Regions from separate parts of the Homo sapiens genome. Here region 2 is linked to region 1. A link is an interaction called in ENCODE POLR2A ChIA-PET data of the cell type or tissue named here. Cell type or tissue: HepG2. All regions are shown on one strand. Each heading gives the region's core, and the rest is flanking DNA. Links, peaks and the distances in the headings are about the cores only. Region 1 overlaps HEATR5A (HEAT repeat containing 5A). Region 2 overlaps HECTD1 (HECT domain E3 ubiquitin protein ligase 1).

Region 1 (5,381 bases), core at 168-5,167:
AACTCCTGGGCTCAAGCAATCCACCCACTTCAGCCTCCCAAAGTGCTGGAATTACAGATGTGAGCCATCTGTATTCTTGATCTTCAGAATAATGCTAACTTCTGATAGCAACTTGTTCCAGGTCAATAATCAGATACAAAATGTCTGAATAGAATACTTTTTGTTAAAAAAAGGTTTCAGAGCAACATTTATGAATTGAAGGAATCATGACACAAACCCAATAATAATACAAAACAATGTACAATGATAACATTATCAATTTTTTAAAAACCCAAACCCATAGCTTTTCTCCCCAGGTACTTTTCTTTAAATTTCTGGAGTTACTTTAAACTTCTCCAGTAAGCGCTCTCTACTTCTTACTCCCACATTCTGCTGACTGTATGTCTTTCTTCTGTTCCAAACCCATAGCTCAGAACTGCATTTGGCTTTGGAGGGAGACTGCCTAGATTAATATCCTGGCTTCATCCACTTATTAGTTGTGTAAACCTGGATGAGTTATTTAACCTTTTTCTGCCTCAATTTCTTCATCCATAAATGGGGAGAATAATAGTATTTTATTCAAAGGACAGTTTCTGAGGCGTATATGAGTTTATACACAGAAGAGTGCTTAAAGCTGGGCACAGTGGGTCATGCCTGTAATCCCAGCACTTTGAGAGGCCGAGGCTGAAGGATTGCTTGAGGCCAGGCATTTGAGACCAGCCAGGTCAACACACCGAAATCTTTCTACAAAAAAGTAAAAAGTTAGTTGGGTGTGGTAGCACATGTCTATAGTCCCAGCTACTTGGGAGGCTGATGCAGGAGGATCATTTGAGCCCAAGAGATCAAGGCTGCAGCAAGCTATGGTCTGACTGCCACTGCAACAGAACAAGATCCTTTCTTTAAATAAATAAATAACAATAATTATAATGTATCTAGCAAACACAACACACATACACGCACACTTTATGAGCCATCCACAGAAAGACAAGATATGGAGGAATCTGGAGATAAATCCAAGTTTTTTCATATGGCATCAGATAAACTGGGAAGTGTATCAAAAAAGGTTTAAGTGTGTAGCTTACATTCAAGGAATGAACATGTTTTGTGTTTACATTAGTTCATAGTGAAATAATGAAGAAAATTATAAATGGTAAAGGGAATGAAAAAAACAGAGAAGACATGTTTAAAATGCAAAGCAAAAATTAACAAAGCACTAAGATTGCTGTCTAAAAATCATTCCCAGCTGGGCACTGTGGCCCATGCCTGTAATTCAAGCACTTTGGAAGGGCAAGACAGGAGGATCACTTGAGCTCTGGAGTTCAAGATCAGCTGGGGAAACAGCAAGATCCCATCTCTACAAAAAAAATTTAAAAATTAGCTGAGTGTAGTGGTGTAAACCTATAGTCCTAGCTACTCATGAGGCCGAGGCAGGAGGACTGCTTGAGCCTGGCATTCAAGGCTGCAGTGAGCTATGATGGTGCCACTGTACTCCAGCCTGGGTAACATGGTGAGACCCTGTCTCTTAAAAAAAAAAAAAAAAAAAAAAATTCCATTTCCTACAAAAGGAATCAAGGCTCCTTGGAGAAACGGCTGATGGCAAGCCTAAGGCAGAAAATGTAGTGTAAAACCTGGGACATCTTGCATGCAAAAACACATTATCAAAGAATACTAGGTTCACGTTAAAAGGACAAATGAACCAACTTGAAGGGACTCCCAATGACCAAAGATGAGACAATTTGAGGATCGAAAGGAATAATGATCGCAAGTGATTAAAACATATAAATATATAAAATTCCATGAGCTCATAATGATACCTAAAAAAAAAACCTCACTGGTCCCCCCTGAAAGTTGCTATGATACTAACGCACTCTAAAAATTGATAATAGCCTGGGTGCAGTGGCTCACTCCTGTAGTCCCAGAACTTTGGGAGGTCAAGGAAGGCAGATTGCTTAAGTCCAGGAGTAACCTGCTTGAGTCCAGGAGTTTAAGACCAACCTGGGCAACATGACAAAACCCCATCTTTACAAAAAATTAGCCAGGCAGGGTGGTGCACACAGTCCCAGCTACTCAAGAGGCTGAGGCAGGTGGATCACCCGAGCCTGCGGAGGTCGAGGCTGCAGTGAATCATGATCGTACCACTGCACTCCAGCCTGGGTGACAGAGTGAGACCCTGTCTCAAAAAATAAATAAGCAAATGAATAAGAATAAAAATAGATAATAAAGGGAAAGAATAGTTAAGAAAAATGAATAAAACCCAAGAAAACAAAGTAATTAAACAAAACCTTAATTAAAACTTTTAATCCCTTTTTGTATGCTGATTATGCATATGCCGTAAAATATGATGTACAGGAGAAAGGACTTCTTGTTGTCTTCCTCCAACACAATTAGCTTGTTTTAAAAGCTCTTGTTTATCAAAATGCATTTATTAGGTAGTTTATTTCCTCCTTAATTCACCAGGAACTTCAATACGGCAGGCATGAACACCCAGCAATAAGCAAATAAAAGCTTGACTACATTATTCCCAGCACACTGTGAAATGATGATCTATGCTTTGGTCTAACAAACACTTTCTGTAAAGGGGCAGATAGTAAACATTTGAGGCTTTGAGAGCCACATACTTCCTGTTGCAATTACTCAACTCTGCCACTGTACACCTAAAGGTCACAGACAATCCACAAACAAGTGTGGTTGTACACAAATAAAACTATGAATGCTGAAATGTGACTTTCACATGATTCTCATGTATTACAAAATATCTTTTTTCCCCAACCACTAATAAATATAAAAACTGTTCTTAGCTCACAGGCTGTATAATAAATATTGGTAGTAGGCCAAATTTGGCTCCTTGAAGCTAAACTTGATCTAGTCCAATAAATCTCTTTAATCATCTTAAGAACACTACTTGGCCAGGTGCGGTGGCTCACGCCTGTAATCCCAGCGCTTTGGGAGGCCGAGGCAGGTGGATCACGAAGTCAGCACATCGAGGCCATCCTGGCTAACATGGTGAAACCCCGTCTCTACTAAAAAATACAAAAAATTAGCCAGGTGTGGTGGTGGGCGCCTGTAGTCCCAGCTACTCGGGAGGCTGAGGCAGGAGAATGGCATGAACCCAGGAGGTAGAGCTTGCAGTGAGCCGAGATCGCGCCACTGCACTCCAGCCTGGGTGACAAAGTGAGACTCCACCTCAAAAAAAAACAAACAAAAAAAAAAAACACTACTTAAAGTAGTTCTTCATTTATGATTGTTTATTCTAATTTAAGCTCCTTTAGGTCAAATTACTTTATAGGTGTCAAAATGATTTATCGGCCAAATCAGGTCAGTTGCTTTATTTTATTATTATTTTTTATTTTTATTTTTTGAGACGGAGTCTTGTTCTGTCACCCAGGCTGGAGTGCAGTGGCATGATCTCAGCTCACTGCAACCTCTGCCTCCTGGGTTCAAGCAATTCTCCTGCCTCAGCCTCCCCTGTAGCTGGGACTACAGGCACATGCCACCATGTCTGGCTAATTTTTGTATTTTTTTTAGTAGAAGCAAGATTTCACCGTGTTGTTGGCCAGGCTGGTCTTGAACTCCTGACCTCAGATGATCCGCCCGCCTAGGCCTCCCAAAGTGCTAGGATTACGGCGTGAGCCACTGCGCCCGAACTATTCATTTTTTGTTTTATTTTGAGAGGGAGTCTTGCTCTGTCACCCAAGCTGGAGTGCAGTGGTGCAATCTCACTTCACTGCAACCTCCACCTCCTGGGTTCAAGCAATTCTCCTGCCTCAGCTTCCCGAGTAGCTGGGACTACAGGCATGCACCACCATGCCCGGCTAATTTTTGTATTTTAGTAGAGATGGGGTTTCACCTTGTTGGCCAGGCTGATCTTGAACTCCTGACCTCAAGTGATCCACCCGCCTCAGCCTCCCAAAGTGCGGGGATTACAAGCGTGAGCCACCATGCCCAGCCTCAGCCAGTTGTTTTATATCTAGCTATAACTTGTATGACAACAGAGACTTAAAATATAGGTGTGATAGAGTAATAAAATTAAGTTTCATTAGCACCATAAGACTGGGCAAAAAATAAATAAATAAAGTTTTCAGTGGCTCATGCTTATAATGCCAACACTTTGGGAGGCCAAGGCGGAAGGACTGCTTGAGCCCACAAGTTCGAGACGAGCCTGGGCAACATAGTGAGACCCCATCTCTACAAAAAAAATTTTTTTAAATTAGCCAGGCATGATGTTGCATGCCTATGGTCCCAGCTACTTGGGAGGCTTAGGTAGGAGGATCACTTGGGCCCAGGAGGTCAAGGCTGCAGTGAGCCATGATCATGCCACTGCACTCCAGCTCGTGTGACAGAGTGAGACCCTGTCTCAAAAATTTAGAGGATATAAATAGTCATGACTGTAAAACAATTACTGTTTTTTAATAAATATAATTTAAGTAAAATTCATCCCCTTCAATGTAGCAACCTTATTGGCTGTTATGAATCCTCAAACAATTATAGAACTGGATTCCCAAGCTATGGGTATGTTCTTTTGCCTATATTGTGGAAATGTTTTTTTCTGAAGATGGATGTCAATGATTTTTGAAAAAGCCACAGTTGTTCAGAGTTAAGCCTGAAAGATGATTAGTAACTCGGCTTATCCTACTTGAGGCTTATCATCTAGCCCGGAAGAGAAAATCAAGAGAGATCTCAAAAGGTTTTAAGCAATGACGAAAGTAAAAGGCTTTTTAAGGTGACTACTACAAGAAAAATGTTTGTGTGGCTATTTAAATTCTGGTATGTATTAAAAGTTCATTTCATCAAATCACATATAAGAATCATTTCACTCAGAAAACACAAAGTATTTCAAGGTATGTAAACCTTCTACAGACTGTTACCTAATGTCATCAGAGCAGAAATCAGCAACCATCCAGCTTGTGTGCGCTGAGCTGAAAGGCGACTGTTTTGAGCAGCAGAACACAGCAAATCCTCTGCTAATGTCATAATAATCTATTTACATATAGAACAAGTTTTAAAAAAAGCATATCAGTTTATAAATTACTAAATGATAGCAGCTAACAATATCTTGAAAAATTAATTCTTACATAAAATAAATGTAAACGATAAAGAACTGTCATTCGTGTAGACTACATAATAGGACTGTCATAAAGGAAACTATAAAAAATTAAGTTTTCAAGGTTAAATACTGGTATATGAGGTAGTACACAACAATCCCATAATTTTTTGTAGAACACATGTGACAACAATGTAAGATTATTCAAGTATAGCTGTATAGAATTTGAATTTACTTTTAGTTTTGAGCAACTATCCTTTTAAATCCATAATTATCCAAAAAAAGTTTTCTTACAGGAGTCTCTCTCTTAAAAATGCTACATACAGCCAGGTGCGGTGGCTCACGCCTGTAATCCCAGCAC
Region 2 (5,381 bases), core at 103-5,102, 190 kb before region 1:
TTAATACTAAAGAAAAAACACAGTCTAAAAGAGTAATGTGTTTTCTTTAGAAAATAGTAGTTTTTTGAATAAAGAATAAAATGAAGTTGATAGTCCAAGTATCAAATGACAAGAATAGATTTACCATATGCTTTATAGTAATACAATTATTCATCCATTTTTCTTACCCAGGGTAAAAACTGTACATCAAAAAAAAAATAAAATTTAAGAGCAATGCTTAGTATAAACTTAATACATTTCATGGGGGAATGTAGTATTTGCTAATTTGGGGAATAATAGTTCCTGCTGTGTTCCCTAAAATGCGATGCATTTCCTGAACAAGTATAGTTAAAGAGCCAGTTTAGGCTGGGTGCAGTGGATCACTCTGTAATCCCATCACTTTGGGAAGCCAAGATGCTCCCATCTTGAGTGCTTGAGTCCAGGACTTCAAGAACAGCCTGGGCATCACAAGGAGACTTCATCTCTACAAAAAAATGAAAAACCAAGCCAGGCTGGTAGTGTGCACCTGTGGTCCCAGCTACTCGGGAGGCTGAGGCAGGAAGCTCATGTGAATCCAGGAAATCAAGGCTACAGTGAGCCATGATCGCACCTGTGCACTCCAGCCTGGGTGACAGAGCAAGACCCTGTCTCAAAAGAAAAAAAAAAAAAAACAACAACAAAAAAACAGAGCCAGTTTCAAAAAGGTCAAAACCCAGAAAGCTCTAACCTCATAGGGTATCAGATTTTAATTGTGATCAACTGTGTTCCTAAGAAATATCTGTTGTGCCTTGGCTATTGGACAGAAAAACCAATTTGTTTTTTTAGCTGTTGAGTTACTTTTTCAACAGTAACAAGGTATCCGGGGCATATTCCTACATACGTAAAATGCACTTTTTTTTATATCAAGGTTTCAAGGAAAATCAAAGAATGTCTTTTTCTTTTTTTTTTTTTTGACAGTCTCGCTCTGTCACCCAGGCTGGAGTGCAGTGACACCATTTCGGCTCACTGCAACCTCCGCTTCCTGGGGTCAAGTAATTCTCCTGCCTCAGCCTCCTGAGTAGTTGGGACTACAGGCACCTAACACATGCCCGGCTAATTTTTGTATTTTTAGTAGAGAATGGGGTTTCACCATGTTGGCCAGGCTGATCTAGAACTTCTGACCTCAAATGATCTACCCATCTAGGCCTCCCAAAGTGCTGGGGTTACAGATGTGAGCCACTGCGCCCAGCCTCTTTTTTTTTTTTCCAGACAGGGTCTTGCTCTGTCGCCCAGGCTGGAGTGCAGTGGTGTAATCATGGCTTACTGCAGCCTCAACCTTCTAGGCTCAACCTTCCTCCCACCTCAGCCTCCCAAGTAGCTGGGACCACAGGTGTATGCCAACACGCCGAGCTAGTTTTTAAAAATTTTTTTGTAGAGATGCAGTTTTGCCATGTTGCCCAGGCTGGTCTCGAACTCCTGAGCTCAAGCAATCTGTCCACCTCAGCCTCCCAAAGTGCTGGGATTACAGGCATGAGCCACTGTGTCCAGCCAATATTCCTATTAAACTAGTTACATGATAATGAGATTTTTCTTTCTGTGAGTTTTGCTAATAAAAACTCACATTACTGGCCAGGCGCAATGGCTCACGCCTGTAATCCCAGCACTTTGGGAGGCCGAGGCGGGCAGATCACTTGAGCTAAGGAGTTCGAGCCCAGCCTGGCCAACATGGTGAAGTCTCATCTCTACTAAGAATATAAAAATTAGCCAGCATGGTGGTGTGCGCCTGTAGTCCCAGCTACTTGAGAGGCTGAGGCAGAAGAATGGCATGAACCCGGGAGGCAGAGCTTGCAGTGAGCCAAGATCAAGACACTGCACTCCAGCCTGGGCAATAGAGTGAGACTCTGTCTCAGAAATTAATAATTAAAAAAAAAAAAACTCACATTACTATAAGCTACTATTATGAATACATTAATTGCCAATGCAAAAGGAAATCAGCTGGATTAGGCAGACTCCTTTCATTTACGTGGTATTTCCTGTAATACAGCCACTGATTTACGGCAAATACAGCCAAATTCTTGAAAATTATCTCTTTAATACGAAAACTTAACTAAAATTTACTTTACACACAAAAAAGGTAAAAAAAAATCCCAGATTCCTAAAAATAAAGCAAGAAATTTGATGTAAAACTCAGTAACCCTCTAGCAATCAGTATGTGAAAACATATACATTAAAAAAAATAAATTATATAGAATTTGTTATATTTTATTTAAAATATACATAAATATAATTATACTGTATTTATGTGAAATGTATTAGCAAAAAGGTTTACATGAGTAACAAATTTTTGAAAGTTAACTCAAAGTTAATATACTTGGATACCTCTCATGCTAACAATACTTACCTAACAGAACAGGTAAATTTGCTCTAAAGTTTATTCTGTTATAAATTCAGTTGCTCATAAGTGAGGTTTTAAAAATAACAGGTTTTTTTCTTAAGGGATTCAAGTGTATATTATTTCCCCTTTATCTGTTAATTTATAATAGACTAGCATAGCAAATAAAATTTGCAACACATGAAATTATAGTGTATGAAACTCAAGATGGGTCAAAATTATCTGAAGTGAACAATGTTAAATTCAGTCTTCAGAGAAGAGAAATTCTGCTGAACTCAGTGGAGGGCCTTTTAAGTCAAAAACTATTCCAATAATTTTGTGTCATCACTACTCAACTTAAAACTTATGAGAATTCTTGAAATAGTAAAATTTTGTCTTTTTTTTTTTTTTTAAGACAGGGTCCCACTCTGTCACCCAAGCTAAAGTGCAGTGGCGCGATCTTGGCTCACTGTATCCTTGACCTCCCAGGCTCAAGCAATCCTCTCAAATCAGCCTCCCAAGTAGCTGGGACCACAGGCATGCACCACCATACCCAGTTAATTTTTTTATTTTTGGTAGAGACAAGTTCTTGCTATGTTGCCCAGGCTAGTCTTGAACTCCTGGGCTCCAGCAATCTTCCCATCTCGGACTCCTAAAGTGCTGGGATTACAGGTGTGAGCCACCACACCTTGCCCAAAATAATAAAATTTTAAGTGGTTATAAAGACATATTATTCAAGTGAAAATAGATGTAATCATTATCTTACACATAATTCTAAAAACTTTTCTTTAAAACAACTTTAAAACACTATTAGAAGATTCCTAACAAAAGTACTCAATTAAAATACAGGTTAAGCCATGCACAGTAGCTCACTGCTGTAATCCTAGCTACTCAGAAGGCTGAGGCAGGATGATCACTTGAGCCCAGGATTTCTAGACCAGCCTAGGCAAGATAGGGAGACCCGTCTCTAAAAAAAAGATTAAAAAATTAGCCAGCTGGGTGCAGTGGCTCACACCTGTAATCCCAGCACTTTGGGAGGCCGAGCCAGGTGGATCTCTTGAGCTCCTAAGAGTTTGAGACCAGGCTGGACAACAAAGTGAGACCCTGTCACTACAAAAAATACAAAAAGCCAGGCATGGAGGCGTGCACCTGTGGTCCCAGCTACTTGGGAGGCTGAGGTGGGAGGATGGCTTGAGTCTGAGAGGCAGAGGTTGCAGTGAGCCAAGATCACGCCACTGCACTCTAGCCTGGGTAAGCCACACCCTGTCTCAAAAAAAAATTAGCTGGCATAGTGGCGCATGCCTGCAGTCGCAGCTATTTGGGAGGCTGAGGCAAGAGGATCACTTGAGCCCAGGAGTTCAAGGCTGCAGTGAGCCATGATCACGCACAATGCACTTTAGCCTGGGCAACAGAGTAAGATTCTCTTAAAAAATATATGTATACACAGACATACACATACACACACATATGCATATAGGTTAATAGTATTTATTCACAACTGAAAAGCCAATTACAAAATCTCAAAAATCTAACTATAAATCAAGCAAAGACATTGGGAAGAAAATGCCAACATTAATTACTGAATTCTAAAAAATACAGATAGTTGAGAGAATTGTATTACCTGAAAGTTCACATTGAAACTAAAAAAAATAACAAGTGTCATTTCCTAATAGATACTTGGCTGGATATTCTGCTTTAATACAGCCATTGTAATTTAAACAGATAAGATTTAAAAACTGATGCTTCTGGCCGGGCGCGGTGGCTCACGCCTGTAATACCAGCATTTTGGGAGGCCAAGGAGGACGGATCATGAGGTCAGGAGATCGAGACCATCCTGGCTAACACGGTGAAACCCCATCTCCACTAAAAATACAAAAAATTAGCTGGGTGTGGTGGCAGGCGCCTGTAGTTCCAGCTACTTGGGAGGCTGAGGCAGAATGGTGTGAACCTAGGAGGCGAAGCTTGCAGTGAGCCGAGATCGCACCACTGCACTCTAGCCTGGGCGACAGACAAAGAGAGACTCAGTCTCAAAACAAAAAACAGAAAAAAAAAAAACCTGATGCTTCCACTGTTAGGGAATTTCATAGCATCATTTTCAGAGAAACCCTGTGTTGACAGATAATTCAACTTGAGGCCAGGCATGGTGGCTGATGCCTGTAATCCCAGCACTTTGGGAGGCTGATGTGGGCAGGTCACTTGAGCCCAGGAGTTCGAGACCATCCTGGGCAACATGGTAAAACCTGGTCTCTACAAAAAACACAAAATTTAGCAGGTGTGGGGACACGTGCCTGAGGTCCCAGCTACTCAGGAGGCTGAGATGGGAAGATCACATGAGCCCAGGGAGGTCCAGGCTGCAGTGAGCCATAATTGTACATTGTACTCCAGCCTGGGCAACAAAGTGAGACCCTGTTTAAAAAAAAAAAGAAGATAATTCAACTTGACCTTTGTGGTTATTGGACAAGCACTCGACTACCTTCTATGAGCAAAACTCTCAAATCCCTTGCCCCATTTCTGGCTAAATGAACGACCCCCCACATTCCCTAGGTCTGAATCTATGTCAACAGGGATTGACAAAGAAAAAATATTCACATTATCAGGAAATTTGACCTTGCTATAAATTTACGATCACCAACCTTAAATGAGCACAATACCTAATAATTCTGCTACATTTCTTTCACGGTCTGGAATGAGTATTTTCTTCAATTTTCTCTCGATTTATGACTCCCCTGGTTTTCCACTCTAGCTTCCTTCCTAGATTCCCTCGTCATCTTTCCTATCTCTTTAATTACCTTTTTAATGGATTTCATCCATTCTCTTAGTTCATACACCACAAATATAAATCTCATCCACATATCACAAAAACTCCCTAAGTATTTTCTCCACCCTAGACTGACTCAATATCACTATCTCCATTTAGAAATATCACAGGCATCTTAAAATGAGTATATTCAAAACAAAACTCCTGATGTGTGCCTCTATTCCCAAATCTCCATCATAGTAAATGTCAACCATCCAGAAAGCCAAAAAGCTGAGAATCATTCTTGATTTCCCC

What was found. Peaks named below come from ENCODE experiments on the same cell type or tissue, not always from the same donor. Only the 100,000 strongest peaks of a DNase experiment are listed, where the experiment ranks them.
Region 2: POLR2A ChIA-PET joins it to region 1 with 5 read pairs; 4 of 35 experiments call an interaction of 5 or more read pairs at or near these places.

The regions. Positions count from the first base shown.
Region 1 is chr14:31,375,623-31,381,003 of GRCh38, forward strand. HEATR5A (HEAT repeat containing 5A) reads right to left here. Exons shown (of 36, transcript NM_015473.4): 11 at 4,845-4,956. Among named protein-coding and RNA genes, the nearest start is that of HEATR5A, 42 kb to the right of the region's middle. In HepG2, for the core only: no CTCF peak of the experiment used is centred there; a DNase peak (open chromatin) is centred at 2,569.
Region 2 is chr14:31,180,985-31,186,365 of GRCh38, forward strand. The region is part of intron 2 of HECTD1 (HECT domain E3 ubiquitin protein ligase 1); the gene reads right to left. Among named protein-coding and RNA genes, the nearest start is that of HECTD1, 24 kb to the right of the region's middle. In HepG2, for the core only: no CTCF peak of the experiment used is centred there; no DNase peak of the experiment used is centred there.